Regions from separate parts of the Homo sapiens genome. Here region 1 is linked to region 2. The links are chromatin loops, found by intact Hi-C in ENCODE. Cell type or tissue: CD14-positive monocyte. All regions are shown on one strand. Links, peaks and the distances in the headings refer to the core of each region. The heading gives the core; the rest is flanking DNA.

What was found. Hi-C counts contacts between places; a loop is a spot of excess contacts. Peaks named below come from ENCODE experiments on the same cell type or tissue, not always from the same donor. Only the 100,000 strongest peaks of a DNase experiment are listed, where the experiment ranks them.
Region 1: a loop joins it to region 2, with 2.7 times the contacts of the local background. A loop is called at or near these places in 14 of 110 quality-filtered maps.

Annotation. Positions count from the first base shown.
Region 1 is chr2:218,721,130-218,736,848 of GRCh38, forward strand. It overlaps TTLL4 (tubulin tyrosine ligase like 4), which reads left to right. Exons shown (of 20, transcript NM_014640.5): 2 at 6,140-6,218. Among named protein-coding and RNA genes, the nearest start is that of TTLL4, 18 kb to the left of the region's middle. In CD14-positive monocyte, for the core only: CTCF peaks have their summits at 6,912 (motif pointing right) and 7,118; a DNase peak (open chromatin) is centred at 6,952; H3K27ac peaks cover 607 bases.
Region 2 is chr2:218,818,391-218,834,109 of GRCh38, forward strand. It overlaps PRKAG3 (protein kinase AMP-activated non-catalytic subunit gamma 3), which reads right to left and starts at 13,413. Exons shown (of 14, transcript NM_017431.4): 1 at 13,348-13,413; 2 at 12,946-12,985; 3 at 12,356-12,511; 4 at 11,588-11,991; 5 at 10,129-10,210; 6 at 9,614-9,672; 7 at 9,443-9,488; 8 at 9,185-9,239; 9 at 8,857-8,983; 10 at 8,538-8,703; 11 at 6,149-6,186; 12 at 5,832-5,978; 13 at 5,256-5,488; 14 at 3,918-4,686. The coding sequence starts at 13,380. The coding sequence ends at 5,372. MIR9500 (microRNA 9500) reads left to right here and starts at 4,700; the gene lies at 4,700-4,764. RefSeq lists an enhancer at 4,472-5,671. In CD14-positive monocyte, for the core only: no CTCF peak of the experiment used is centred there; a DNase peak (open chromatin) is centred at 2,201; H3K27ac peaks cover 1,882 bases.

The DNA of each region.
Region 1 (15,719 bases), core at 5,517-8,016, 93 kb before region 2:
TAATAAATAGGTAAATGTAAGTGAAGTGTTTCCCTGAGTTCTGTGAGTTGTTCTAACAAATTGATCAAACCCCATGGGGGGGTTTTGGGAACCTCAATTTACCCCCAATTAATTAATTAATTAATTAATTAAGAGGTGGGGTTCTGCCATGTGGCCCAGGCTAATTTTGAACTCCTGGGCTCAAGCGATTCGCCCCACCCAAGGTGTTGGGATTACAGGTGTGCGTCACCGCGCCTGGCCAGGGAACACCAATTTATAGCAAATCAATCAGAAGCACAGGTCACAACCTGTGCCTTGCAATTGGAATCTGAAGTGGAAGCAGCCTTGTGGTACTGAGCCCTTAACCTGTGAGATCTGATGCTATCTTTAGGTAAATAGTGTCAGAATTGAATTATAGGATATCCAGCTGGTGGCCTCTGGAGCATTCCTTGGTGTGTGTGCCTCACACATTTTGATGACCAGAGGTGAAATATTCTGTACTGTGTTAAGAGTGACTATGTAAGGGAGTGAAAAAAGTTTTTTCCCCCTTAGCTGGTCATAGCTGTTGTAGATGCATTTGTTTATTCAGCAAATATTTAATGAGCCCTGATTACCATTCTAGGGCTGGATACATAAGCTCTGTGAAAAAGTCCCTGTGCTCAAAGCTTTCATTCTGGAAGATAGACAGATAGCAAAGAAATGCATAAATAATTGAGGTTTTTATTTTAAAATAGCCAGGCCCAGTGGCTCATACCTGTAATCTCAGCACTTTTGAGAGGCTGAGGCAAGAGGATCACTTGAGGGCAGGAATTCGAGACCAACTGGGGCAACATAGTGAGACTCTGTCTCTATTTAAAAAAAAAAATTAAAAAACTCAGAAGTTAAAATTAGGGCCAGGTGTAGGGGTTCATGTCTGCAGTCCCAGCACTTTGGGAAGCTGAGGTGGGAGAATCGCTTGAGCCCAGGAGTTTGAGACTAGCCCTGGCAAGATAGCAAGACCTTATCTCTACAAAAAATAAAAAAGTTAGCTGGGTGCGGTGGAACACACCAGTAGTTCCAGCTCCTTGGGAGGGTGAGATAGGAGGACCATGAGCCCAGGAGGTCAAACCTTGGTGACCAAGTGACCTGGTCTCAAACAAACAAAAAGAAATTAAAATTGTAGGAAAAGGTATACACAGATAAGTCATCTTTGTCTGTTTCCAACCTCATTGGTAGTTTTTAAAAAAATTACCAGCTTCTTTGTTCATCTTTTTTTTTTTTGAGCCAAGTGTAAGGAAATATAAATATATAATAATTTTAGATAGTGGAGGAATGAAATGGAGGGAATAAAACAAGGTAATGAAATAGGGAATGATTGGGGTAGGACAATATTAGATAGGATTGACAAGGAAGGCCTTTTTAGTTGAATACTGAGTGAAAGAACTAAGCCAGCCATTCAAAGATCTGAGTGTTTCAGAGGAAACCACAAAGATCCAGAGGTGGGAACGTTCCTCATGAGAGGAAGAGTGGCTCTGGATAAGGTCAGAGAGTCAGGAATCAGATCACATAGTCCTGGAAGCCATCAGATGATCTTAAGCTGTGTTTTAAAAAGAGTACTGTGTTTTGAAAAAGTAGCCACTGTCTGGAAAATAGATGATATAGAAGCCAGTAAATCAGCAGTTGAGAGATGATGGTAGCTTGACTAAGGTAATGACAGTGGAAATGGGGAAGAATAGCCAGATTCAAAGACATATATTTGAAGCTGGAAGGACTTGTTGATGGATTAAGTGGAATTGAAGATCTGCTGAGGTCAGGGTGAAAGCATCATTATGACAGGCATGTCGGGAGTTTCTGTGTTGTATGGAGGCCTGTCCAGGGACTAAGCTCCTTCTGCCTGAATATTTTTTATTGAAGTCTTCTTTGTGCAATTACAGCTTATTTCTTGGCCCTGACTCTGAAAGATTAATTGGACAAGAGGGGAATGTGATTGATCTGTTCTTCTCTCACTTTCCCCTAGCATGACTTGGTTAGAATCTGACATTCCCACCTTACTTTCAAGGAGATTAACAGATAACATGTTCTTTTCTTTTGAATAACAGTGGTTATAGAACCCTTGAGCTTGCCACAGTGCCCTCCTTGTTTCTTTGACTCTAGCCCTAAAATCCTTATCTCAGCCTCTAGGTTCCTGTTTCTCAGCTGGGTGCTGACAGCAACTGTTTTCTCAGTTGAGGGCACAACAAGGACTTGTGTTTTATTGGGATGTGAGGTTTTACACAGAATCACATTTAAATAGCATTTTCCCTCTAAGTATTGGAGACCTCCTACCAGCTTGTATGTTGATGGGTCCTAGAGAAAGTGCTTCCATTAAACTTTATCTGCCAGGCTTGAGTAATATGCCTTCCCTTGAACTCCCCTTGAGCCAGAGTTTACAAATTCACTGGCCATTGAGAGAGGTTGATTAATGGGTGCAAATACACATTCAAGATGATGCATTTTTGTTTGGAAATTGCAGAAGTGATGATATATCCTTAAGTGCATCATATCATGAAGCACATAATATCATCATTAGTAATAGTACAAATTGACATGGGCCTCATCATAAGATGCAACTAAGGATATATCATCACTTCAGACAAGGCCAAATTGAGTTTCATTCTTTAGAATAACTGGTCTGTATTCTTCAGAAGTGTCAAGCTCATTAAAGAAAAATAAAGGCTGAGGAACTATTACAGATTAAAGGAGACTAAAAAGATATGAAGGTGAATACAACTTGTGATCCTGGGCCAGATAAAGGACATTGATGGGACAGTTGGCAATATTTGGATAAGATCTGTGTATTAGATAATAGTAATATAGTTTATAGTATTATCAATGCTAATTTTTTGAATATAAGAGAATATCCTGGTTTTAGCAAACATTTAGGAAGTTTTTAGGAAGTATTCAGATGCAAAGGGGTATCATGTCTGCAACTTATGCTCAAACATTTCAAAAACCAGTTCACACAGAGATATATGTGAGAGAGAATATGAATGAATAATAAAACAAGTGTGGTAAAGTATTAACATTTGATGAATCTGGGGAAAGAGTAAACAGGAATTCTTTGTACTATTTTTGTAACTTTTTGCAAGTCTGAGATAATTGCAAAATTAAAAAAAAATTTTTTTAAACCTCATTACTACTTAAAGGGAAGTTTGGTTTTCCTCAGACCAGAAGGCAGGTAGCACACCAATCAACTTCAACTTTTCTTTGAAATTATACTGGTAGAAATAGATTTTAACAGTGAATGACTCAAGCAAATGGACTTACTTCTTGCTCCATTACCTGAAACAGGCCTACCCTTCCCCCTACTCTTCCTGGCCTCTGTTAACCACCAATCTGTTCTCTATATTCTGAAATCCACTTTTTTAAACTCCCACTTATGAGTGAGAACATGCCGTATTTGTCTTTCTGTGCTTGGCTTATTTTACTTTATATAATGACCTCTAGTTCCATACATGTTGCTGCAAATGATGGGAGTTCATTCTTTGTTTATGGCTCCATAATATTCCATTGTGTATATATACCACATTTCCTTTATTCATAGTCCATTTACATTCAGTGTTGTTATTGATAAGTAAGGACTTACTACTGCCATTTTGCTGCTTGATTTGTGGTTTCTTTGTAACTCCTCTTTCTTACTGTTTTTGTAGTTTTTTTCTAGTAGTATGGTTTAATTAATTGCTTTTTATTTTTAGTGGATTTATTACAGGTTTTTGTGGTTATCTGTGGTTATTGTGAGACTTATAAAAAACAGCTTATACTTATTTTATTTTCGTATTTTATTTTTTATTGAGACAGGGTTTCACTCTGTCATCCAGGCTGGAGTGCAGTGGCGTGATCATGGCTCACTGCAGTCTCGACTTCTTGGGCTCAGGCGATCCTTCTACTTCAGCTCCCCGACTAGCTGGGACCATAGGCACATGCCACCACACCCAGCTAATTTTTATTTTTTATTATTATTTGTAAAGATGGGTCTTGCTATGTTTCCCAGGCTGGTCTTGAACTCCTGGGCTCAAACGATCCTCCCACCTTGGCCTCCCAAAGTGCAAGCATGAGCCACTGCGCCCACCCTAGAACAAGTCATTTTAAGAGATGATAACTTTTTTTGTTTGAGACAGAATCTTGCTGTGTCCCCTAGCGTGGAATGCAGTGGTGTATTCACAGCTCACCACAGCCTCCATCTCCTGGGCTCAAGCGCTTTTCCTACCTTAGCCTCCCAAGTAGCTGGGATTACAGGCATGTGCCATCATGCCTAGCTAATTTTTTATGGTTTTTTTTTTGTAGAGATAGGATCTCACTATGTTTCCCAGGTTGGTCTTGAACTCCAAAAAATAGAAGTGAACAAATAAAGAACCATAAAAACATTCTACACTTTAACTCTGTCCTCCATGCGTTTTAACTATTTGTGTCTCAATTTACATATTTTTTATATTGCCTTTTTTTTTTGGAGACAAAGTCTTACGCTGTCGTCCATGCTGGGGTGTAGTGGCGTGATCTCGGCTCACCGCAACCTCCACCTCCTGGGTTCAAGCAATTCTCCTGCCTCAGCCTCCCAAGTAGCTGGGATTATAGGCACATGCCACCACACCTGGCTAATTTTTGTATTTTTAGTAGAGATGGGGTTTCACCGTGTTGGCCAGGCTGGTCTTGAACTCCTGGCCTCAAGTGGTCTGCCCGCCTCAGCCTCCCAAGGTGCTGGGATTACAGATGTGAGCCACCATGCCCAGCCTTATTTGCCTATTTCTTAAGAAGTTGCTGTAGCTATTATTATTTTTGACAAGTTTGTCTTTTGGGCTTCATACTAGAGTTATGATTAGATTGCATATCATAATTAGGGTATTAGACTGTTTGAGTTTGTCCATTTACCTAATTTTACTAGTGGATTTTATGCCTTCAAATGTTTTCTTTTTGCATGTTAATTTTTTTTTCCCCTTCAAATTGAAGAACTATCTTTAGCATTACTTTTAAGACGGGTCTGGTGGTAGTGAATTCTTTCAGCTTTTGTTTATCTGGGAAAGACTATCTCTCATATTTGAAGGGTAGTTTTGCTGGATACAGTATTCTTGGAGGGTAGTTTTTTTCAGCAGTTTGAAATGTTTCACTCTCTCACTTGGATAATTTCCGAGGAGAATTTTGTTGCCAGATGAATTGGAGCTCCCTTATATGTATTTGCTTCTTTTCTCTTGCTCCTTTTAAAATATTGTTTGCCCTTGAACCTTGAGAGGTTTAATTATTATATGCCTAGGGGTAGTCTTATTTGGGTTGAATCTGTTTGGTGTTCCCTGATCTTCTTGGACTTGGATATATGTATCTCTCTCAAGTTTTGAAAAGTTTTCTGTTGTTTATTTTTTTTCCGAGACAGAGTCTCAGTCTGTCAGGCCCAGGCTGGAGTGCAGTGGCACGATCTCAGCTCACTGCAACCTCTGCCTCCCGGGTTCAAGCGATTCTTATGCCTCAGCCTCATAAATAGCTGGGATTACAGGCGTGTGCCACCACATCCAGCTAATTTTTTCTGGTTTTAGTAGAAATGGGGTTTCACTGTCTTGGCCAGGCTGGTCTCGAACTCCTGGCCTCAAGTGATCCACCTGCCTCAGCCTCCCAAAGTGCTGGGATTATAGGCGTGAGCCACCACGCCTGGCCTCTTTTGTGAAATTTCTTATAGACCAGTAACTAGTTTCTTTCTTTCTTTTTTTTTTGAGATGGAGTCTCAGTCTGTCGCCCAGGCTGGAGTGTAGTGATGCAATCTCAGCTCACTGCAACCTTTGCCTCCCGGGTTCAAGTGATTGTCCTGCCTCAGCCTCCTGTAGCCTGTAGCTGGGATTACAGGTGTGCACCACCATGCTGGCTAATTTTTGTACTTTTAATAGAGATGGGGTTTCACCATGTTGGTCAGGCAGGTCTCAAGCTCCAGACCTCAAATGATCCACCCACCTCGGCCTCCCAAAGTGCTGGGATTACAGGTGTGAGCCACTGTGCCCAGACTGCTAATTTCTTTTAGTAAGCCACCCCTGTAGCTTGTTTAGCTCCCTCTTGAATACCAGTAATTGTTAGATTTGGTCTTTTGAGGTAGTTTTCTGTATCTTATAGGTTATCTTTGTTGCTTTTCATTCTGTTTTCTTTTTTCTCCTTTGTGTATTTTCAGATAGACTGTCTTCAAGCTCACTGATATTTTCCTCTGCTTGATCCATTGTGCTGTTGAGAGCCTCTAGTAAATTTTTCAGGTAAGCAAATTTATTTCTCAGTTCTAAGATTTGTTTTAAAAATTATTATTAACAATCTCTTTGTTAAATTTCTCTGATAAATTTCTGAATTTGCTTTTCTGTGTTATCTTGGAGATCACCAAGTTTCCTTATAACTGCTATTTTGTTTGGGAGGCCAAGGGGGGTGGATCACAAGGTCAGGAGATCGAGATCATCCTGGCTAACACGGTGAAACCCTGTCTTTGCTAAAAATAAAAAAATTAGCTGGGCATGGTGGCGGGCGCCTGTAGTCCCAGCTACTCAGGAGGCTGAGGCTGAGGCAGGATAATGGTGTGAACCCAGGAGGTGGAGCTTGCAGTGAGCCAAGTTCACACCACTGCACTCCAGCCTGGGCGACAGACAAAGTGAGACTCTGTCTCAAAAAAAAACAAACAAAAAAACCCTGCTATTCTGAGTTCCTGGTTAGAGAGCTCATGTATTACTGCCTCATTAGAGTTAGTCACTGTTTTCTTGCTTTGTCCATTTCTTGCTTTGTCATAGTTCTCTGTTTGCTGTTATTTCTTGTGGATATATGTGTATGTCTTTACACTGAAGGATTATTTATTCCAGTCTTCTCTGTCTGGCTTGTTATTGGATATGTTTGTTTAGAGATTTTTTGTAACTTAACCTGTTGACTTATCTTTTTTTTAAATCACTAGGTCACTACCTCTTTTTCAACACTAGATGGCATCTTGGCCCCAGGTTTGTCTTGGCTTTAGCGCAGTGTTCCCCAACCTTTTTGGCCCCAGAGACCAGTTTTGTGGAAGACAATTTTTCCACTGACTGGGGTGGGTGGGTGGGGGAGGCGATGGTTTGGGGATGATTCAAGCACATTAAATTTTTTGTGCACTCTATTTCTGTAAATACATTGTAATATATAATGAAATAATTATATAACTCACCATAATGTAGAATCAGTGGGAGCCCTGGGCTTGTTTTCCTGAAACTAGATGGTCCCATCTGGGGGTGATGGAAGATAGTGACAGATCATCAGGCATTAGATTCTCATAAGAAGCATGCAACCTAGATCCCTTACATGGGCAGTTCATAATAGGGTGAGCGCTCCTATGAGAATCTAATGTTGCCGCTGAGCCTATAGGAGGTGGATCTCAGGTGGTAATGCTTACCTAAGTGGTAATGCCCGCTTGCCCAATGCTCAGCTCCTGCTGTGTGGCCTGGTTTCCTAACAGGCCATGGACCAGTACCAATCTGTGGCCCAAGAGTTGGGGACCCTGCTTTGGAGCACTGCCCTTCGCAAATGGAGGAGGTCCCAAATGGTAGAGGTCCCAAAAGGAATATCCTGGCAATGTGGGAAGGCTGACTAGGGATTTGTGCCCAGGAGACCTGTAGAACATACCTCCTATAGAGAGAAGTGCTGCTGAACAGCCACTCTGATTTGGTATCTCCTTTGGCTGAGTTACAGAGCAGAGAGTCCAGGGCTGAATATGGTAGTCCCACCTTGCTTTGTTTCTGTCTGTCTTTAGGGATGTTTCTCTCTTCAGGCACTCTTGATGCTTTCTGTGGGTTGAGGCATGGACAGGGAAGCTGGTGGTCTATTTTTTTTTTTTTTTTTTTTGGCGGGGGGGGGCATAGTTTTGTTCTTGTTGCCCAGGCTGGAATGCAATGGCATGATCTCGGCTCACTGTAGCCTCCACCTCCCAGGTTCAAGAGATGCTCCTGCCTCAGCCTCCCAAGTAGCTGGGATTATGGATGCCCACCACCATGCCCGGTTAATTTTTTATATTTTTAGTAGAGACGGGGTTTCGCCATGTTGGCCAGGCTGGTCTCGAACTCCTGGCCTCAGGTGATCCGTCTGCCTCGGCCTCCCAAAGTGCTGGGATTACAGACGTGAGCCACTGCGCCCAACCTGGTTGTCTATCTTGATATCACTTTTTCCACTTTAGAAATTGTGAGTTGGGGGCAGGTTTTCTATGTCCTTGGTCCCAGGAAGATTGAGGGAGGGGATGCTGCAGATGTGGAAGTCCAGTTTTCTTACCACCTTGTCAGAATTTTTTCCCTTCTCTGTGGTCCCAGGAACGGTCTCCTCTTCATACTTGAGTTCTGGGATTTTACTGGTGATAATCTTGGTGCTGTGTATTTGTGTTTGGTTTTCTGTGAGGAAGAGTGAAGCCAGCTTGCTTCTACACTGCCATTTTGGAACCAGAAGTCCCTATTCTTAGATACTTTATTCTTTTTGGTGCTGTTGTGAATGGAATTGTGTATTTCATTTTTACATGTTGTTTGTTTGTTGCTAGTATGTAGAACTAAAACTAACTTTCGTGTATTGATTGTGTATTCTGTGACCTTACTAAACTTGGTTATTAGTTCTAGTAGGATTTTTTATTTGATAAATGTTTTAGGATTTTCTTTTCTCTCTCTTTTTAAAAAAAAAAAAAACAAAAAAAAAAAAAACAGGATCTTATTCTGTCACCCAGGCTGAAGTTCAGTGGTGTGATCATGGCACATTGCAGCTTCGACCTCCCAGGCTCAAGTGATCCTCCCACTTCAGCCTCCTCAGTAGCTGGGACTACAGGCTTGTGCTAATTTTTAAAATTTTTTGTAGAGATAATGTCTCCCTATATTGCTCAGGCTGTTCTCAAACTCATGGTCTTAAGTGATCCTTCTATTTCATCTTCCTAAAGTATTGGGATTACAGGCGTGAGCCAATGTGCCCAGCCAGGATTTTCTATGTACAAGATCATATGTCCTACAAATAATGACAGTTTTACTTCTTCCTTTCCAATCTGTGTATCTTTGATTTCTTTTTCTTGCCATGTCAAACTGCTTAGAATTTCTAGTATAGGGTCTAATAGAAATGGAGGTTAGGCATGGTGGCTCATGCCTGTAATCCCAGTACTTTGGGAGGCCGAGGTGGGCAGATCACGAGGTCAGGAGTTTGAGACCAGCCTGGCCAATATGGTGAAACCCCATCTTTACTAAAAATCCAAAAAAAAAAAAAAAAAAAAAAAAAAAAAAAAAAAAAAGAAAAAAAATTAGCTGGGTGTGGTGGCGCGTGCCTGTAGCCCCAGCTACTCGGGAGGCTGAGGCAGAACAACCACTTGAACCTGGGAGGGGGAGGTTGCAGTGAGCTGAGATCATGCCACTGCACTCCAGCCTGGGCAACAGAGCGAGACGCTGTCTCAAAGTAAATAAATAAATAAATAAATAAAATAAAAAAGAAATGGAGAGAGTGGACATCCTTGTCTTATTCCTAATCTCAGAGGAAAAGCATCTCATAATTGACTATTAAGTATGATGTTAGCTGTATCTATGGTCTTTTGACATGTCTCTATCAAATTTTGACCACTTCCTTACTTTTTGGCAGCACAAAATATTCCATTCCCATCTCCTGCTCTCCCTGCCCCAACCTTGGAATCAGCCATTTTTCAAGGAGCTCTGGCTGCTTTTATTAACAGATAGTATTTAAAATACTATCTGTTACAGGTGTGCACCACCATGCCGGGTGTGGTGGCTCATGCCTATAATCCCAGAGCTTTGGGAGGCCAAGGCAGGAGGATCATTTGAGGACAGAGTTTGAGACCAGCCTGGGCAACATAGTGGAACTCTATTGCTATAAAAATAAAATAAAGTAAAAAATTAGCTAGGCATGGTGGTGTATACTGGTAGTCCTAGCTACTCAGGAGACTGAGGTGGGCAGATGGTTTGAGCCCAGGAGTCCTAGGCTGCAGTGAGTTATGACTACACCGCTGCACTCCAGCCTTGGTGACAGAGGGAGACCTTGTCTAAAAAAAAAAAAAGAATTGGCTGGGCACGGTGGCTCACACCTGTAATCCCAGCACTTTGAGAGGCCGAGGTGGGTGGATCACTTGAGGTCAGGAGTTCGAGGCCAGCCTAGTCAACATAGTGAAACCCCATCTCTACTAAAAATACAAAAATTAGCCAGGCGTCGTGGCGGGTGCCTGTAATCCCAGCTACTTGGAAGGCTGAGGCAGGAGAATCACTTGAACCCGGGAGGCAGAGGTTGCAGTGAGCCAAGATTGTACCACTACACTCCAGCGTGGGCAACAGAGTGAGACTCTGTTTCCAAAAAAAAAAAAAATTTCACAAAAGCTCCCAAATAACAAGACGGTTCTGTTTTACAAAAGAACATTGCTTGTCCTCGCTGAAGTTTTGTAGTGGAATAATTGTTGCCTATTCCTTGTATTTTTCTGCCTTCATCACAGCTTATGAAGGGGCAGAGGGGAGATAGATCATTTGGTGCCAGTGAGAATGAGAGTTGTAACTACCTTGCTGCAAACGTTTACTGGGAGCCACTGTGCTTTTTGTGTGCTTTATGCGAATTTTTAAACTTCACCTCCCACAACTTCAGTCGGGGTATGGTACTTCCTTTCTCTTGTCTTTCCCTGAACATTCCAGCTGTGCGGTTTCAGAGTTGCATGTGATTCACTACTGATCAGTGCTCTGATTGTCATGAGTCACCACAAGGCCGTAGCTGCTCATGCAGCCTGGCTGTGAGGAGGACCTAGATTGAGGAATTTAGCTACAGAAATAGGCTTGTTTTCTTCTAAACTTGAACTCTGCCTGCTATAGCTTAGTGTTTATACCCTGTTTGCCCCTTAAGCCCTCCTGTTCCCTAGGGATCCTGTGTAGGAACAAGAAACACATTAGATCATTGCTCCATAAAATGTTAGATTATTCAAAATATCATTTTTCAGGTGAGGTCAATTTATTGGCCCCTAAAGTAAGTTCCTTGCAAGCTGCTGATTGGAGGGTCAGCTGATGGTAGATCCTTTGGACTTAGTAACAGAGAGTAAGTATGAATGTCTTGAGCTATCTTTAAGTAGTATAAATATGTAGTTAATCCTTTATAATTTACATAGTCAGCAATTACTCTTTATAAGTTTAGATTTGTTTAAGTTGGGAGTTTTTGAAATGGGCTTCCAGTAGTAGCCAGTACATAGCCTTCTACATATGTAAATACCTTTTCTCCTGTTGTCTTTCTTTTGATGTTTCTTCCTAAAATACTTCCTGGGAGATGAGCAGTCTGCCTTTTGGATCCTAGAGGCGCACATATACACAAAGTGTGCATTATCACAGTACACTTAGAAATATAAGGGACACTGGGAGAAAGGTCTTCCAGGTGTCATCGTAGGAGGGCAGAGTATATCACAGGGAATGGGCTTGATGACTTTGCTGAAAATTGCCCTTCGAGTATGTGCTGTCGGTAGGGTCTGGGTGCCAGACATTATTTGCCTCTCTGGACTTTGACTTTATGGCAGAACTCACTATGTTAGCTTTTAAAACAAGGTTCTCACTTCCTTCACTTCTTAGATTTTGGGTCTTCAGAAGCTTTTTAAAGTTTGTCACTTGCATTCCTGTAGGGCAGTGGGCAGGATGCGGGAAAAGATGACCTGTGGCAGTGATTGGGGGTCTGGGACCCAAGCTGCCTGAATGCTTTAGTTAGGCCTCTGCCTCCCAACCATTTGAGGTTTTGATCTCATCAGGAATCTCTATAAGGAGAAGGAAGGAAGTTGTTTTTAGCAACCATCATTTCCCTGTCTTAACGTGACACTACTTCTGAACCTCAAACACTGAAACTAGGTTGGAGCATTTGTATGTGATACTGTCGTGAGTGATACTGTTTACTTGGCATTCTTGAAGTTACTCTCTGCAGAGTATCTGATGCAACAAATTTGTCTTTGCTTGGTAATTCCTAACACAGCCATCTTATCCAACCTTGGATATCTCTTACTAACTTTGGAGCTATTTCCCAGAAAGAGAGTTACAGAAACATCCTCTCACCTGCTTGGCCCTTGAGTCCAGACATATTTCTTTAGGAAGACAGTGGCCCTTATCCAACTTGCTATACTACACATCATGGGGACTGTATTAGTTCGTTCTCGTACTGCTATAAAGAAATACCTGAGACTGGGTGATTTATAAAGAAAAGAGGTTTAATTGGCTCATGGTTCTGCAGGCTGTATGGGTAGCATGGCTGCGGAGGCCTCAGGAAACATTCAGTTGTGGCGGAAGGGGAAGCAGGCACGTCTTCACATGGCCAGAGCAGGAGAGAGAGAAAGCAGGGTGGTGCTACACACTTTTAAACAACCAGATCTCATGAGAACTCACTATCATGAGAACAGCAAGGGGGAAATCCGCCTCCATGATCCAGTCACCTCCTCCAACATTGGGGATTACAACTCAACATGAGATTTGGTGGGGACACAAATGCAAACCATATAGGGACTATGAGAGGAGACAAGAAGTGGGAAATGACCATTGCAGAGATATGAGATCTGGAATACCTTAGAGAGAAGAGAATCCACTCTACTCTAGTACCTGCCCAGGTGTGTTGTTTAACACTTTGTCTGGGAGCAGGCCACCTGCAGCTTCTGAGGAGGGTAGGCATGTATCCTTGTCCTCCCTCTTCCTCTTTTGGATTAAAAGCCAAGCCAGCTGGGTGTTGGGCTATTTGTGTTCATGTGCTTGGCACTGAGGGTTCATGTGGTGGGATGTAGCAAGGCAAACATTGAGCAATGTGTGTGCAAAAGGAAGTGTTGTGCAGTGAGTGCCTGTGGCTACAAGGGAGAGTGGGATTGGCTGTGGTGTTGATGAGAAGTCAGTGATGTGCTTTTAGGGACTTTCCACAAAGGGCCTTGGTATAAACATGGAGGAGTGTTTCCAACCTGGCTTTTGTCTGGTACCTAAAGATTAAAGATAATGGAGGGGATGGAGTCTAAATATGTGTTTCATTCTGTTTAATAGGCATTGTAGACTCAGACAGATTTGAGTTTTAATCTAGGCACTGCTACTTATTGGTTATTTAATTATAGGAAAGTTACTTAACTTTTCTGAGTCTTGGATTCATCATCAGTAAACTGAATGTAAGGTTTTTTTTAGGATTAAATGAGATAATATGGATAAAATGCCTAGCATGGTACCAGACATTCATTAGGTGCCCAAACTAGTATTCAAGTTTGTTTCCCCTTCATTTACTGTGCTTTTCCAGTTTGTTTACTCAACAGAATATTGAGCACTTCCTGTGTATCAGTCACTGTGTTGGGGACATCAGCTGGAGGAGAATGTGCTCCTTGCTCCTAGTGTGATGAGTTAGTTCATTGTTGAAGCTAATGTTCTGTGAGCAGTGATGGTGGCATGCGCAGAGGTGAGGCATCCTGTTCAAACTCAGGAGTCAGGGAAGACTGCCTAGGTCATGTTGCAGCTGATTTTTTAAGTTGGGTGAAGAAGAAGAAAGGGCTCCAGGAACAGCACTTGTAAGGGAATGAAGAGCTGAGCTAGCATGATGCACGTGGGAATCAATAGTGGGGCTGTTTTTCAGGGGGACCAGCCTGAGTTTTCATTTCCCTAGGCATTCTCCTACCACTTTGGTATGTCTGTTGTGTTGCATTGGTGGGGAAAATGTGGCTTCCCGAAAGAGGATTAAGTGACGGGATTATGAATTATTTTGAGTGTACTTAATACACATGCATGCGTGCTTGTAGTCTCGTAAAGTGAATGGCAGGATTTGACTTTTCCCTTTGTCTCTATGCTTCTCTACCACAAACACACGCTGTAATTGTTCCAAGCACGGTATTTCCATAGTTTGGATTTGTGTGGTGGTCCATTTTCTGTAACCTCATTTTGAGGTGACTGGCCTCAAAATCCAGTTTTAGCATTTATGCTGTTTTTAGCTCATTATCATTTTGAATATTGGCAGTGCTGCATTGTGATTTTTTGTACTCCCCTTGAGAAAGAGTCCATGTAGGTCAGCCTTTGCAGGTAAAGAGGGCGATATCCCATGGCTTCTGCAGTGTTTGTTGGTGGTATTCATTCGTGGCTGTAGACAGGAATCTTAGTTCTTCCTTGGCCATTACACTGTTAATCAGAATACAAGGTACTCTCCCCATTTTTGCATTTTAAATATAACTTAAGCGAAAAAACCATCTCTCCTAGGGCTGGGTTCAGTGGCTCAGGCTTGTAATCCCAGTTTATTGGGAGGCTGAGAGAGGAGGATCGCTTGAGGCCAGGAGTCGAGACCAGCCTGGGCAGCATAGTGAGATACCGCCACTCCCTATCTTAATAAAAAAATTTAAAAAAATCAACTGTGTGTGGTGATGCATGCCTGTGGTCCCAGCTATTTGGGAGGCTGAAGGGGGAGGATCATTTGAGTCCAGGAGTCTGAGGCTGCAGTGAGCCATGTTTGTGCCACTGCATTCCAGTTTGGGTGACAGAGCAAGACCCTCAAAACAAAACAAAACCTCTCTGCAAATTCCTTCCCTCTAGCTACTCTGAAAACACACTTGATGAGAATGTCAGGATTCCATTCAGAATTATCCCAGACAAATGACTCCTTTTTTTTTTTTTGAGACAGAGTCTCACTCTGTCACCCAGGCTGGAGTGCGATGGCGCGATCTCGGCTCACTGCAACCTCCGCCTCCCGAGGTCAAGCGATTCTCCTGCCTCAGGCTCCCAAGTAGCTGGGATTACAGGCACCCTCCTCCGTGCATGGCTAATTTTTGTATTTTTAGTAGAGAGCGTTTCACCATGCTGGCCAGGCTGGTCTTGAACTCCTGACCTCGTGATCCACCTGCCTTGGCCTCCCAAAGTGCTGGGATTACAGATGTAGCCACCGTGCCCAGCCTTTTTTTTTTTTTTTTTTTTTTTGTGAGACAGGGTCTCACTCTGTCACCCAGGCTGGAGAGCAGTGGTGCTATCTTGGTTTGCTGCAACTTCCACCTTCCATGCTCAAGCGTTTTTCATACCTCAGCTTCCCAGGTAGCTGGGACCACAGGCATGCGCCACCATACCTGGCTGATTTTTGTATTTTTTGTAGAGACGGGGTTTTGCGATGTTGCCCAGTATGGTCTCAAACTCCTGAGCTCAAGTGATCTGCCTGCCTCAGCCTCCTAAAGTGCTGGGATTACAGGTGTGAGCCATTGCACCTGGCCACGAATGACTTTTTACAGTTTTTGTTATTTCCCCCAGATGCTGCCATGAAAGCAGGCCCACCTTTCCTTACTGGAGAATATTTTGTGAATTTGATTTAGAAAGTAAGTGACCATGCTGAACAGTTTGAGACCCAGAAGGCTGGCTTACAGGTTTTGTATTAAAGGAAACACTGATTGAGAAGATGCAAAAGAGACAGGCTCTTCCTCCCTGAGATCAGCCCAAACTTAAGCCTGGGCTTTGGAGTAAAGAAAGCTTCTGTCCTCTTCTTACTCCCTGAACTCTCCTGTCCCAGTATGGCTGCTGGAAATAAAGTCACTTTAAGTAAAAATAATGCTGGTGTTTAGTTCAATTTCCTTTCTTCTTTTTCCCACCAACACACAGGATGGAATTTAAATCTGTATAGTTAGCAGAGATGAAATTGCTGTCTCAGCTCCAGAATAAACTCCGGGATCAGCAAGGGAATTCTCTTCTCCTGTCTGAACTTGTCCTATTTAACCATGAAAAGCAGACTAAATCAGAGGCAGCTGAGTTGATTTAGGGAGCAGTAGATGTAAAATGAGTTTTTCAGATCGT
Region 2 (15,719 bases), core at 934-3,433:
GAGTCACCACACTGGCCTGAATTGTATATTTTGGAAGGGTGAATTGTATGGCATATTAGTTATATCTCAAGTGAAAGAAATCTGTGAAGATCAGTTTGATAAGATTATTGTAGAAATAGATGTCAATGTAATCAATACTTGCAGAAGATTCTTGGGGGTCACCAATGTCCTAGAGGCACCACAGGAATTTCTAAGGCAACACTGCTCTGTCATGTATCTACAGGGCCTAAAATCCAACCTCAAATTGGAAACTGGAAATGCAGAGGAGAAAGGAGCTAAGCTGATGGGCGAAGTCACGAAGTCCTTGTGAGGCTGTTTCCTTACCCTTTGATGAGGTGTAGTCACAGCTTCAGAGGCTCCCCGCAAAGTTTTTGTCATCAGTGATGGAACACAAGATGTAAGAGCTGAAGAGTTATGAACACAAATGTGAAACCTTGCCTACTGGAGCTGCCACTAGAAAGCCCGCCAACATGGCATTGGGACGAATATAATCAAAGTCTCCCACCCCTAAACAGAGAAAAACAAAATATAGCATATGGCCAAAGTGATTTATCTTTATACTTTTTTTAATCTTTAAAAGATATTTATTGCCCTATAATATACCTACAGAAAAATGCACTGACCCTCAGTGTACATGAGATTCTTTCATAAATTTCATGTGTACATGCGTACTTCAAGTGTACGTGAAATGACCTCTGTTTATATTCCATCACAATGCCTGGACAAGACTTACTTAATATAAGTGAAAAAATCACTTTCTTTGACAGTGATTCATTCAGATACGTATGTAGTATCTCTACGATGAATGTGGTCATAGTCTCAGTTCCTTTCCCAGCAGTTTTTTCTCTGGAGGGAGAAACACATCAGCCCTGGTTTGAGGGTTGGCACAGAATTCATCAGTGGCCAGTGATGGGGCACAGTTCCAGGCCCCGAGACTCTCAGGAGCTCAGGGCCCCCAAGCATCACCATGAACAGATGCCACAGTGAGGCTCCCCGAGAGCCAACCCCAACCTTCCTCTATAAAGAAAGAACAACAGCGGATTAAGGATTGTTGGTTCCGCACAGCAGATAGACATTTGGCTGAAAAGGCCATGCACATCGTGTTACTCCTACCCCAGCTAATTTGAAATTGTTGGCCAAATTCAGATCCATATTTTCCGGTAAGACTTTAAGAAAACAACTTGTCTTCTTAAACAAGGCGGCACTCTTTTTTTTTTTTTTGAGACAGAGTCTCACAGTTTCGCCCAGGCTGGAGTGCAGTGGCACGATCTCGGCTCACTGCAACCTCCGCCTCCTGGGTTCATACCATTCTCCTGCCTCAGCCTCCCGAGTAGCTGGGACTACAGGCCTCCGCCACCATGCCTGGCTAATTGTTTCTATTTTTAGTAGAGACAGGGTTTCACCGTGTTAGCCAGGATGGTCTCGATCTCCTGACCTCGTGATCTGCCCACCTCGCCCTCCCAAAGTGCTGGGATTACAGGAGCGAGCCACTGCACCTGGTCTTTTTTTTTTTTTTAGATGGAGTTTCACTCTTGTCGCCCAGGCTGGAGTGCAATGGCGCGATCTCGGCTCACTGCAACCTCCGACTCCTAGGTTCAAGCAATGCTCCTGCCTCAGCCTCCCGAGTAGTTGGGATTGTAGGCGCCCGCTACAACACCCGGCTAATTTTTTGTATTTTTAGTGGAGACGGGGTTTCACCATGCTGCCCAGGCTGAGCCTCGAACTCCTGACCTCAGGTGATCCACCCGCCTCGGCCTCCCAAAGTGCTGGGATTACAGGCATGAGCCACCACGCCTGGCCAAGGCGGCACTCTTGTAAATAAAAATAGACAGGGTACCCAGTGTTGCCTGGCTATCTACATGCCCAGGTTCTATAAAAGTTTTAGCTCTGAGTGCATTTTGGCTTGGTAATAGGAGTTTGTTTCCAGGTCATTATTTATGACTCCAGTTTTAATATGCATATCAAATAAAAACTTGGGCAATTGTCATGAAAGGAACATGCAGGATATTTTAATGAACACTTCTGCATTTAAGGAGGTCTGGGAGAAGGGTGGTGAGAATGGTAATGAGTCATACATCTATGTTGCGCCACTACCCTTAGCCATTGCTTTTCGGAGACCCTAGGCCTAATTAAATAATAGCTAGACTCCATCATATGACAAATGATTGACTAGCTATGAGCATGGGGCATCCTCATTTCTCAGCCCAGTCTCATGTTCATCATGTGCTATTAGTCATAAGTCTCTAGCATTTATAGAAAATAAACACAGTTGCTCAGTTCCCACCCCCAAATGAGGAAATTAGTATGGAATGGAGCCCTGGAATCTGCATTTTGTAAGGCTTCTTTGGTGATCCTGATGCACATCCATGGTGGAGAGCTCTGAAGGGGTTGTGAGAAGAGAGACGGGAAAGCGAAGGAAGCTACAGAAACCCAGAGAGGCCCGCAGAGGTCTGAGGAGGGGCTGGGGGCACGGAGGCAGCAGTGCCTGGAAAACCAGTCCCGCCCCAAGTTCACATGCAGGAACAGAGTGGGCGGCACAGCGGGCTGCACACAGGGCACGTCTTCGATTCAGAGCTGGAGTGGAAGAAGCAGCCGCCGCAGCCCCGGTGGAAACTCCGTGACTCTTTTCTAGCAGCCATCATGGCTGCAAGGGCCGGGCTGTGACCAAAGGAGGGGTCTGAGGCAGGGAGGGTGGCATGTGCCCTTACAGAGAAGGTCCCACAGAGCAGAGCCACCCAGAGGCACAGCCTCAAAGGACTGACCTGTTACAAGATCCCAGAGCCCTAGGCTCCCCAGGAACACTGTCACTGGAGAGATCCTCTCTGGGCCCAGACCCAACCATCACCCAACTCCAATCCTCTCCCTTGAGCCCAAGACCCTGGACCTTCCCTGGGCGGGACCACAGCAGAGCCAGCACTGACCCTCAGGTTTTGGCAAAATGTCTAGTGAGGGAACATCTTCATTTATGGTCCAACCAATTCAGTACAAAGCCTCTGCCTTCTCGCTCTGTGAGGTAAGGGGAAGGGGTCATGTTTTAGAGACAGTAATCTCCCCCTTCTCTGGACAGCCAGACATGTGGTGCCCGTTGCCACAGGGAAGGTGACATAGCAGAAGCGAGCCTTGGCTTTGGAATTTTAAAAGCTTGATTCTGAAGGTGGGTGGCAAGAACTCAGGACACTTACAGTGCATTTGGAAGAATATATGATGGGTTAAAGAATAAAAGCCTCCTCTCTCCCCCACTGGTCAAGATTCCATAGGTTGGCAGGGCTTGGGGAGCAAGGCGAATGTTGACATTTCTGGAATTCTTGAGAAAAGGACCCTGAGAAGGAGGTTGCGGCTAAAGAGGGGGAAAGTATGACAAATACTCCATATAGGTTTGGAGGTGATAAGTGTAGGCAAGCACTGGGTAGAAGAACCCACACGCTTCCTGGGTAGAGCCTGGGAAAACAGCAAGCCACAGAGCGGAACAAGGGACTGGGCTGTCTATCTTAGCAGTTGGCCTGGAACAGAATTACTGAGCTTCCTGAAGCCAGAGGGTGTGCAGGGCCAGGAGCTAGAATCTTCCACATGCTCCAAGCCACAGGTCCCCAAATAGGCTTTGTGGAAGTGAAGGAGCCCCTGGCAGACCTTGCATGACCAACTGATGACCAGATGGGGAGGGGATGTCCAGGCAGGTGCGAGCATGGACGGATGATGATAGCCGAGGAACAGAGTCTTACATGACTTAAAGCCACACCCCCACCCGACCGAGCTTAACCCCAGGAAAAGGTCAGGGGGAGACTTTGAATTGACTGAGATTAATTTCTACCACCTGCTGAAACGGGGTTCCTAATAGAAATTACATTCTGTGTTAGAAAAATAAAGTTATGCTTCTTGCAGATTAGAGTTTGTAGGCTGAGTTGTACCTACTATATAAGTAATGAATTAATTTTTTCTTTATGATTTTGTAAAGAAAAGAGAAGAAAGAAATTTCAGTAGAATAGCGCTACATTGCAAGAGAAACGGCACTTGTGATTTTTATCCATTTTCCTTCTAGTCTTTGAATTTAGAAAGCACAAGTCTCTTGCCACAAGTTCAGGTCAAATGACTGCAGCATTTTGAGTGAAACCAATAAAATCTAAGTTCATGGATTGTTCCTTTTGTTTTGTTTTCTCAATTGCTCATTCTCAGGGGTCCATATACAAGGCCATCCATCCCTGGAGACTAAGAACATGGCTCACTGCGAGAGCTAAGGAGTTTTCTGGACAAGAATGGAGGGAGGACTCCCCACCTCCAACAGGCAGTTCTATAAATAACGGCTGCTCCATGGTGGCCCCTGAAATGCAGCATTTCAGCAGCCTTGAAATGACAAAGCCTGGAGAGTAGGAGGGCAGTGGCGACGTTGCTGGGAACAACAGCTGGGACTCCCAGGAGCTGAAGGCTGAAGCCATAGGTAGCCCAGAAACCGAGGAATCCAGAAGCCCTGACTAAACCCACTGGGGCCATCCGACCCAGTCAGGCGGCAAGGGGATGGGCGGGCATGGAGCACAGATGGCCCTGGGGTAATCCTAGTGCCTCTGGTTCAGGGACCTCCAAGCTTGACTCAGCTGTTCTCCTTAATTTCATCATCCCATGGTGCACTGGGCATGCCCGAGGGCTTCTGGGAGCACAGGTAGGGCAAGGGCAATTTGGGAGGGCTGAAGAAGCCTGTGGGGAAAAGAAAAGGGAAGATGGTGACCACATAGGAGGGACAGCGGCCTTTCCAACAGGGGACCCTTGCCAGCCATGGTGAGTAGATGGAATCTGTGCCCATCCTCTGCAAGCCCCTAGCAAACGTGTGACCAGGAAAGAGTCTGAGATCATGTCACATTTCCTGAGATGAGCACGTAGGTAGAAGCTCCTTCCTTTAAGCTTTAGTTCTTACTGGGGATGGAAATTCCATCCAACAAATGTTGATATAGCTTGCTTCCTTCTAAGGGGATTTCCAGCAGGTGGAAATTGAATTGTGAGGGAACAAGTAAATCTTCCCAGAGTGTCTGAAGTCACATCGCAGCCTTAGCTTTTAGCCGGGGCTTTGTCCCTCCCTTCTAGGACAGTCTCCATGACCTCAGCTGAAAATGGGACAAAGTGGGGACCTGTGAGTCCTTACACTTGCAGTTTTCACAGGGCTGCTCAGCTTTGAGCTTGGCCACTCCCATCCTCAGGGTGTCCCAATCTGAGATCCAGGAAATCAGGAAGACTAAGAGGCTGGTGTCATGGCCCAGGGCAGAGCCTACCTGAATCATAGCTGAACCAGCAAATGGGGGTGGGGGAAGATGAAGGCTGAGTTCTCCAGTTCCCTTCATTGGCTTCCAGGTGTGCAGGTGGCTTGGGATTGAGGACTCAGATCTTCTCAGGCCCCGAGGGCATCGATGCCAGCAGGGCTGAGCACCAGTGCCTGAAGGATGTCGGAGAGGGAGACCACGCCCAAGAGATGCTGGGTCTCGTCCACTAGCACCAGCCTGTGTACCTGTGGGTCCGCAATGTTCAGTGAGGGGGCAGAGCCATGGGGCTACAGCAGCTACTGAGGTTGGTGCCAAGAATCAGGGGAAACAACCCAACATGACTGAGGGAGAGAGCGTCTCCTAGAAACCAGTTAGGGATGGTGTGACCGGCCTAAGGTGATCAGTTGGCAGTGACCCCTGGCATAAGGGCCCCATGGACAGGACCAGGTGCAGGCCAGTGTGGGCACCAGGAGTTGGTCATGAAATGGAAGGATAGGCCAGGTGCCCGATGTTCAGGGATGGCTGGAGCCGTGCATGAGAAGGACTGGGCTATATGTGTTGGGGGCATGAATGGAGGGCACACGGTACCTGCTCCCGAGCAATCCTGTCGATCACTTCCCCCAAGCTCTCGTGGGGCTGGCAGGAAAGGACTCCCTCCAGACATAGTGTCCTCTGCCTCAGGGCTTCTCCCACACTCATGTCCAGGTGGTTGTAGGTTTGCTGGGCAGCCAGGTGCTGGGGCAGAGAGAGAAGTATGGCTCCTAGTCACCCCCTTGCCTGGGCTCCTACCCTACAGATGTCAACCCCTGCATACTTGTCAAGGTCCCCCTGGTCCACAGAGGCCCCCCACCCATCCCCACACCCTTAGCCTCCCTGCAGCATCCCACCTTTCCAGCGACACTTACAATCACATCAAAGCGGGAATAGAGGCCCACGACCTGACCTGCAGAGGGTGGTTGTGGGGGGTGGGGGGAGAAAGACAGGGAAGAGGCTCCGGTCAGAACCGGGGTGCTGTGTAGAGGGCCTAGGGCTATTTGCATCAGGGTGCCACTACCAGAACCCAAGGATCAAACTTAGCATCCCAGAGTGAGACAGCCTGACATTGAGCATCCTGAGGAAATGCAGTGTGAGTAACATGGCACCACCTACAAAATAGTCTAGCCTCGAATTTATTGCCCAAATCTCTTCAAGCCTTTAGATATAATTTCAGTTTACAGGAAACCCAGGAATAGAGAACAAAGTAAAGGCCAGCTCTAGAAAGCAAACAGACAAATCTGGATGTGGGGTATCCTATAGGACAACTGACCCAGGCTTTTCAACTCACCCACGTCATAACAATTTAGGGGGAATGGAGCTGTTATAGATTTAAAGAGATTTAAGGAACAAAAGACACGAATGTAAACCATGGACTTCAATTGGATCCTGTTTTGAACACATCAACTATGAAAAATACATTCCCTTGGGAGGCCGAGGTGGGTGGATCACAAGGTCAGGAGTTCAAAACCAGCCTGGCCAACATAGTGAAACCCCATCTCTACTAAAGATACAAAAAATTAGCCAGGTGTGATGGCACGCACCTGTAAACCCAGCTATTTGGGCGGCTGAGGCAGGAGAATTGCTTGAATCTGGGAGGTGGAGGTTGCAGTGAGCCAAGATTGCACCATTGCATTCTAGCCCAGGCGACAGAGCAAGACTCTGTCTCAAAAAAAAAAAAAAAAAAAATTCTTGGCCGGTCGCGGTGGCTCATGCCTGTAATCCCAACACTTTGGGAGGCCAAGACAGGTGGATCACTTGAGGTCAGGAGTTGGAGACTGGCCTGGCCTATATGGTGAAACCTCATCTCTACTAAAAATACCCCCCAAAAATTAGCTGGGCGTGGTGTCATTTGCCTGTAATCCCAGCTACTCAGGAGGCTGAGGCACAAGAATCACTTGAACTCGGGAGGCAGAGGTTGCAGTGAGCCGAGATGGCACCACTGCACTTTAGCCTGAGTGACAGAGGGAGACTCCATCCCAAAACAACACCCAAAATACCCAACATTCTTGAGGAAATGGAGAAGTGAGAATAAGGATTGGATGTCAGACAATAATATGAATTATTCATGGTTTTGTTTGGTGGTATAAAATGCACTTTTTTTTTTTTTTTTTGGAGTCTCGCTCTGTTGCCAGGCTGGAGTACAGTGGCGCGATCTTGGCTCACTGCAACCTCTGCCTCCCAGGTTCAACCGATTCTCCTACCTCAGCCTCCTAAGTAGCTGGGACTAGAGGTGTGCGCCACCATGCCCAGCTAATTTTTTTTTGTAGTTTTAGTAGAGATGGGGTTTCATCATATTGGCCAGGATAGTCTCGATCTCTTGACCTCGTGATCCGCCCACCTTGGCCTCCCAAAGTGCTGGGATTACAGGCATGAGCCACCGCCCCTGGCCAAAAATACACTTGTTTTAAGAAGTGCAGACTAAAGTGTTTAGGGGTGAAATGACATGATGTCTGTAATTTACTTTGAATTACTTCAGAGAAAAAGATGAACTGGTTATGGCAATATAGTAACAGTAGTTAATCTAGGCAATGGATATAGGTGGTTCATTATGCAATTTCTTTCTACCATTTCTATACATTTGAAGTTTTTTATAATCAAAAATAAATTGAAAACACTTCTTGATATCTATCTTAATTATGGTGATTTTAGCTTTGAAATATTTCATAGCCATCATTCAACCAAAGAAATAATCTTGTCATTTCTGCAGCCCTTTTTCAGTGTAGGAAATTGAGGGCTGGCTGGGGGCCCGAGGTCCCATGGCACATTTAATTTTTTAAATTTTATTATTTCGTTATTATTATTTTAGAGACAGGGTCTTGCTCTGTTGCCCAGGTTGGAGTGTCACTGTATGTAAACTCAAACTCCTGGCCTCAAGCGACCTTCTCGCTCTGGCCTCTCTCAAAGGGCTGGCATTACAGCCATGCACCACGTGTCCGGCTCCATTTTAAGATGAACTGAAACTAAAATCTGCTGCTTCCTCTCGCTATGCCCATTTTCATGCACATAACCTTTTAAATCCTCCTGTGAAGTCAGAAAGATGAGTGTTGTGAAGAATCCCATTTCACAAAGGAGGAAACTGAGGCACAGAGAGGCTAAGCAACTTGCCCAAGTCTCAGAGTAGACGGAGACTTCTAATCCCCAGTCCATCCTGTACCCCCCACAGGGATGGCATGAGAAACCCTGCCCTTCCCATATTCTCCCCACCAGGTTCTCCCAGGCCCCAGCCCAGCCCGAGCCTCTCATCCTGGGGGTGGGTACCACATTCGTTGACCACAGGCAGTGCAGACACACGCCGGTCCACAAAGATGTCCAGTGCAGTCAGGATGGGTGCTGTCTCCAGCACCACAGCCAAGTCTCGGAATGTGCCGATGCCCAAATCTTGGATAGTGCGGTAGAGGAAGGAGGGCCGGGGCAGCAGGGAACCCTGGTTAGGATGGGGACCAGGTGGAGATCAGGGATCCAGCAGCTTCAAGAGGGCTCCCAGCTCTTCCCCACGACTGCTAGGGCTGAAGACTCCTCAGGCCCTCTGATCACCTGCCCAGGTCTCCCCCTTCCTCCCACCTGGGCCCAGGCTTACAAAGATGTGCAGGAACTTGAGCAGGCGTTTGTGTGTGAGGATGTGGAGTACGTTGCCTGACACCGGGTCAAGAACAGGCAGGCGATGGATCCGGTTCTTGATGAGGGTGTAGACAGCTTCAAACAGGCTGCAGAGATGGGAGCAGTGAGCCTCGGGGCAGCCTAGGGAGAGACAACCTCCATCCCAGGCCCCTAAAAAGGAGGGCAGGGCACCAAGGCTCCCTTGTCTGTGTGCCGCCTAGGATGAAGAGGTGAGTTCAGAGCTGAGTGGGACTGGGGAAGGGGACTGTGGGAGGAGGAGGCTCAGGTGAATGAGCAGAGACACCCACCTATCATTAGGAGAGATGGAGACCAGAGGCTTGAAGCAGCCTTGCAGGTAGATCTCTGCAGAAAGAGCCAGAGTCAGGCCAGGGGAGCCGGTCACCTGCCTCACCTTGCAGTCCCAGGCAGCTTCCCTTCCGTCAGGCACCCGAGGCTCCTATTGTCCCTCCCCTGTTCACTCCAGGACATCCCCACTGCCCATCCTCCACCTTAAGCCCTGGCCCACCATCACCAACAGCCCTTTCCGGGTTCCTCTCCCCACTCACCCCTCCAGGTCTCAATCTTATGTTGTTCAATCTCATAGATCTGGACCTAGAGACATCGACAGGACTCCAGAAGTCAGAAAGACGTGGGCTTCTAGGGCACCAGGCTCCAGGAGGACTCCCCTCCGCCCCCGCCCCTCTGGGTGCCCATAAGATTCCCAGCCCACTCCTCACCAGGGGGGACCTGTAGTAGCGATGCAGCACCAGGATGAAGTCAGTGATGGTCAGCATCCCTGCAGGGAGGGGCGGGGAGGAGGTCAGCCCGGGGCCTTTGGGTGGAAGGCAGGTTGAGGGTCAGATCCCCTCCCCACCCTGCCAGTGTCCTTGTGCTGAGACACAGTGGGGACTGTGGGAACAGGACAGTGGGGCAGCCCCCCAGGCCTGAGAAGTGGGGCTCTTTCTCTCCTGCCTCCCCCCATTTGCTCCCTAGCACCTATGGCACAGGGCCATGCAGTAGCGGAGGTGAAAGGTGTCAGCTGGTCATAGCGGCTCCACAGATGGGGAAATTGAGCCCCAGGGTCTCCCAGCTGGCCATGCAGACTCCGGATGGACTTTCCTCCACCCTGGCCCCTGGCTGGGCTTGGCCTGAAGCCAAGCTTGTGGTATATCAGAGATCAGCCCCAGAACAACCGTACAAGATCTCCCCCTCACCTCCTCCATCTCCCTTCACCTCCCCAGCCTCTCCTCACCCACAAAGCTCTGCTTCTTGCTGTCCCATAGAGGGGCTGCCCGCACACCGTTGGCCACCAGAGCAAAGAAGGCCTTCTTGATCTGAGGGGCCAGGGAGAACAGTCAAGGGTGGGTCCCGAGAGACCCTCACCCCCCTCTCTGCCCCTCAGTGCGCACCTCCCATCTGCCTGCTGTCCCCTCCCTGTCCCACCCAGGGTTCTTCCATGGGGCCTTCTCCTGGACCCTCCTCTACACCAGCTGGCCTGTCTTCCTCATGTCACAGTACACGCTAGACATGATCGTTGCTGGGGACATGTACATAGATAAGGCTGTGGCCTGAGACCATGAGCCCCTCACCTGGCACACCAGGGAGTGAGAAATTCTAAGTTCATGTTTCCATTTGGAGGGTATGTGTGTACAGACACAGTCTAGTTTTTGATAGACTAAGTACCGGAGGCATAGTTATTTACATAACACTTGCATATTTACATACTTTTTTTGTAGATAAATTTTATATTGACTCATTTTGTGCCCCGTCCTAAGCAGTACTATCTGCACATGCTGGTTATATTTTTTTAACACAGCCTAAAACAAATATAAAGCTACTGAAATAGACATATTTTTTCACGAACCATTAGAATCAAAATGCATGCTATGGACAATACATACACCGTGTTTTGGGAAACACTGCACTGCATAACAATGATAAGAATAAGATTATAGACATTTATAGCTAAGCCTAATGGAAGAGCAGGTGCCAGAGCTCATTATTTTTTCTGTTACCAAGAGAGTCCCCTACTCTTTTTTCTAAGTCACTCTGTGATGCCTTTTTTTTTTTTTGACATGGAATTTCGCACTGTCTCCCGGGCTGGAGTGCAGTGGCACGATCTCGGCTCACTGCAACCTCTGCCTCCTGGGTTCAAGTGATTCGCCTACCTCAGCCTCCAAAGTAGCTGGGATTACAGGCGCCCACCACCACGGCCGGCTAATTTTTTGTATTTTTTTTTTTAGTAGAGATGGGGTTTCACCATGTTGGTCAGGCCGGTCTCGAACTCCTGACCTTGTGATTTGCCCACCTCGACCTCCTAAAGTGCTGGGATTACAGACATGAGCCACCGTGCCCGGCCTCTGCAATGTCTTACACATACTTTGTTCACGCTTTATACTGGGTAGTCCAAGAATCCTCTGAACTATGTAGGGTGCAGCAGGCATTTCGATCCCCATTTTAGAGACAAGAAAGGTAATGTAACTCAAGGTCCTACAGCTACTAAGTGGCAGAGCTGTGATGACAATTACGTGTGCTAACAGAGAGTAGAAGCTGTCCCTCCCCCAACTGGCCTCCATAGTGCTAAGAAGGAGTCCTTTCAGGGGGCTTGCAGGGGCACCTGGCTCAGCAGGGCATCCTGCAGGGTGGGAGTGGCGGCTGCAGCACCGTGTGGATGGAGAGTGAGTACAGGTTGGGCAGAGCCGTGGCCTCACCTCCAGCATGGTGTCGAAGATGACTAGCTTGGAGCTAGTTGCCATGGCATCGTAGCAGGTGTGCTCCTGCATGAAGCGCATGTAGATCTGGGCGCCGGGTTTCCGCAGTTCGTCATCCCAGCCCAGCTTGGGAAATGGGGCCTGCGGGGACAGGCACAGGGCAGGCCTCTCTTCCAGCAGGCCTTCTAGCTCACACTCCCAGGCCTCTGTGGCTGGGAACTCCGTGGCCAGCTCCACATCATCTGTGCTGGAGCCTGCAGCTGAGGCTGTACAGTCAGAGGGGAGGCAGTCCCACCCTGTTGGTGGAGTGCCCACCCCGGCAGGATCAGCTTGAGCCAAGGGTGTGGTCTTGGGGAATGTGGCCTCCAGCCCGGTGGACTCAGCAGCTGGCCTGGACCGGGGACCTGTTTGGGGGAGGAGGGGAAGAGGACAGTAACTCCATCTTCCAAAGCACGTTCTCATCTGCTGTCGCCATTCATCTCACAGCAGCAGTGGGAAGCCTGGATGCTGTGGCCCTATTTGCAGGTGAGGGGCTGACCTGAGAGTCGCCCCAGGTAGTGGCTCTGTCCCATCTTTCTGAGTTGGCCATGCTGGCCTCTGGCACTGCAGTGCCTTGTTCTCTACTATGTAGGGAGACTGAGGCCACAAGATGAAGGTTGGGTCCAACTCTGTGTTATGGAGGGACCTGAGGTAGAGACCAGACCCAGGCTCCTCTGGGATTTCCCACTCCCCTGGCTCCCACCTCCCCAGAACTGGCCTTGGCCTCACCTTCCCCCTGACCTGGTGGCTCCCCTTCCTCCACCGACTTCTGCCTTGTCCATCTCAAGGCTTTGGCCCTCCGTTTCCCACGGATTCTTTCTGAGCTGCTGGTCACAGCTGGTGATGGCCATGAGCTGCTGTTTTCTTGCTCTAGGAAGCTCATCTCTGGAAGGGGAATGGGGCCTGTTTGGTTAATAGGGAGTAATGCATCAAAATCAATTCAAATGTTATTCATAATCTTTAGGATTTGCAAGCTTCCAATGGGCTTTTCTCCAACATATTTCTCATTTAAAACTTACAGCAGCCTTATAAAGCAGGCATTATTATCATCCCTATTTTGCTAGTGAGGGACCAGAAATTCAGAGAGGTTAAGCAATTTGCTGCAAATCACACAGCAAGTAAGTGGGAAAGTCACTTCTGAAAAGAGGAAATTGGAGGTGAGGGAAACACACCTGGGGAAAGGAGGAAGAACAATGAGGAAGAAAGACCAAAAGGAGGAAGATAAAAGCCAGGCTGGGAGGGAATTGGGGTCCCAGAAAAGTGGGGGACAAGGAGGTGGGGGAAGAGGTTAGGCCCCAGGGAGGGGGCATTCTCCCTACCTTGATGCTCAGAACCCCCAAGGCTGCTCCAGGAAGGGGTCTGTGGGGAGAAGAGTTTCTGAAGGAGTGGGGAAAGTGCCTTACATTCCCAAACCCCTTCTCCCTGAACACACGCCTACACACCCATGCACACCAATACACACGCTCAGACACACGCCATACACAGACATGCAGCCATACACAAACACACACAGAAACACACACATCCAAACACTCCCAGGCACACAGAACCACACACACTCACAATACATATGCCCAAACATGCACATGCCCATATTCACGAGAAAATCCAGACCAAACACACACCAGAAGACACACACGCCCACACACACATTCACAGCCCGTGCGCTCAATCTTCTGGCCTCAGCTGCCCCGGCTCCGGCTCCCCTGGGACCCCCATACCCTGCGCAGTGCGTGCTCCAGCCCGGGCTCCATGTGGCCAGCCCCAGACCAACTGAGAGCAAGTGTGCGACACTGTGGCTGGGCTGCACTATTCTGGGCCCGGCCCCGGGCACCCTGCCCTGCCAGGATCGGTTTCTCTCTGATTGGGTGTCAGGCAATGAGAGGGAGGGGCCCCCATTTGCTCAGCTGCTACAGCCCTGAAGGCTGGGGGTTGCTGGGAGGGAAGGGGCGCACCGGATAATCTGGGTACTTGGTCCTCAGCTGCCTCCTGGGTCACTGAGGACAAGCTAGAGGGACCCTTTTTGAGGGGATGTGGCTTGGAGCATGTGGGAACATGGTCATTGAGCAGAGTTGGGCTCTCAGAGTCCTGAGCCCCTATTCCAAGAGCCTCCCTCATCTTTATCAGGCACCAAAGAAGGGAACATGGAGGCAGATCAGCATAACTTTCTTCCTTGTTCTAATTTCAGTAGAGGGTGGTGCTGGAGTTAGAAAGGGCAAGTTGCAGCCAGCTCAGAGGCTGGAGATGAGGCAAGGGGTTTGTGGGTAGTCCAGGAGAGCAGCTAGTGTATGTCCAGATGTCCAGATTTGAGTCCCTGGAGTGTGTCCCTCTCTCAGGTGAAGGAGATGGAGTGGGTGTTTCAGGCAGGTGAAGAGCTGTGAGAATCACCTCGAAGGCGTGGGGAGCACTCAGAGCTCCCCGCAGGGGAAGAGACATCTGTTTCCACCTGTGGTTGGGAGATATGCCTGGGTGTGCAGGTGTCCCAGCCCCCAACCCTCTGTGAGTGCTGTGCCTACATCCCTGGTGCCAACAGGATCCCAGCCTGGCTCCAGTAGCTGCCACCCTCTTCCTTGGCATTCCCGGAGCCTGAGTCAATGTCCGGATTGGGAATGCTGACCCAGCTGCTCCGGCTTTCCTCTCTCTGCCCCTCCCTTTCTCTCCTCCTTCCAGCCTCTTCCATCCCAGCCCTGGCCCTGGAGTGGACACTCAACAACAGACTGGTGAATTTCTGTCTGAGTTTATTACATGTGTTTTCCATCAACCCTCAATGTTCCTACTCTGCCAATGGGGAGGGTGGAGGAGAATGGAGTTGGGAGGACAGCCTTGGCCAGGGCTGTTCCTGTGGTCCCCAGCCTTTCTCAAGGACATCTGCTCACTGGACAGTGGGAACTGGCTCAGAGGACAGAGATCAGTGTAAGAGAATTTCCTTCACACCAAGCATGTTTTTTCAAATGGACTCAAGATAGCCACCACCAGTTTGAGAGAAAGGAGAGTAGGAAGAACACCAAGTCCAGAGTGTTCAAGCATAAAAATAAGGTCTACATGAGGCCATTGGCTGTGGTTACTCAAACATGGAGCCACTCAGAAGGCTTCTAAGATTGTGAGGGTGTTGTATTGGCAAAGAAACCATAAGCCTGATCAGCAAAGCCTGGTTTGACACCCCTTCCCTTGCCTTATTCCCAGCCCTCCAAATCCGCACCAGCAGGAAGAGGGCTGTGAAGGCTGGAAGGACTGCAGAAAGCACAAGTTTGCCAGTGTGGGACAAAGGATATTGGATAAACAACAGCTTCCCAGCAGGAAAAGCCAGAGGCTACATAGGAGAGTGGAAAGGGGAGATCTTCCCAGAGAGCAGAACCAGGGGTGGTCAAATGTGCTGACCAAGAACTTACTCCACTGCCAGGAAAGGGCTTAGCCATTCCTGCCCAACCAGATTTGATAATTAAGATCCAGCAGCTGCTGGGTGTTTGCCATTCTTTCAGTTGCAAGTGGATTTTTTTTTTTGAGACAGTGTCTCACTATGTTGTCCACGCTAGTCTCAAACTCCTGGGCTCAATGATCCTCCTATCTCAGTAGCTGGGACTATAGGCGCGTAGCAGTGTGCTCAGCATGAGTCAGTGTTTTAATTGAGCTTACCCTCTTCTTCCTCCACTGTTGTCTGTGGGGAGTAGGAGGTGCAAATCACCTGCCTGTTAGTTTTTAGGTCACCAGACCATAGGGTGTCCATCTACCTGGAAGAAGGAACTGCCCACCCCTCAGATAGCCTGGACTCTCAGCTGGGTGCCGTACTCAGATGGAACTCTGACTTGCCTCCTTTTGAAGGGCAGTAACTGTGTTTTTTGTGTGGGATGGCCAGATGGGTGAGCTCTAGTAGAGCAATATCTCTTCTACCCTTCTTCTGCTGTTAGTAAACCACTACAATTTTAACTGAATGCAAGATTATATTTCACAGCTTCTTTTGCAGATAGTATGGCCATATGACTAAGTTTGACCATGAAATTTGAGCAGCAATGTTATATACATATATATTATATGATAGAAGGGTACCCCTAGGAGGAAAGGGAACCCTTTCTTACTGGCTAGAATTACAATACGA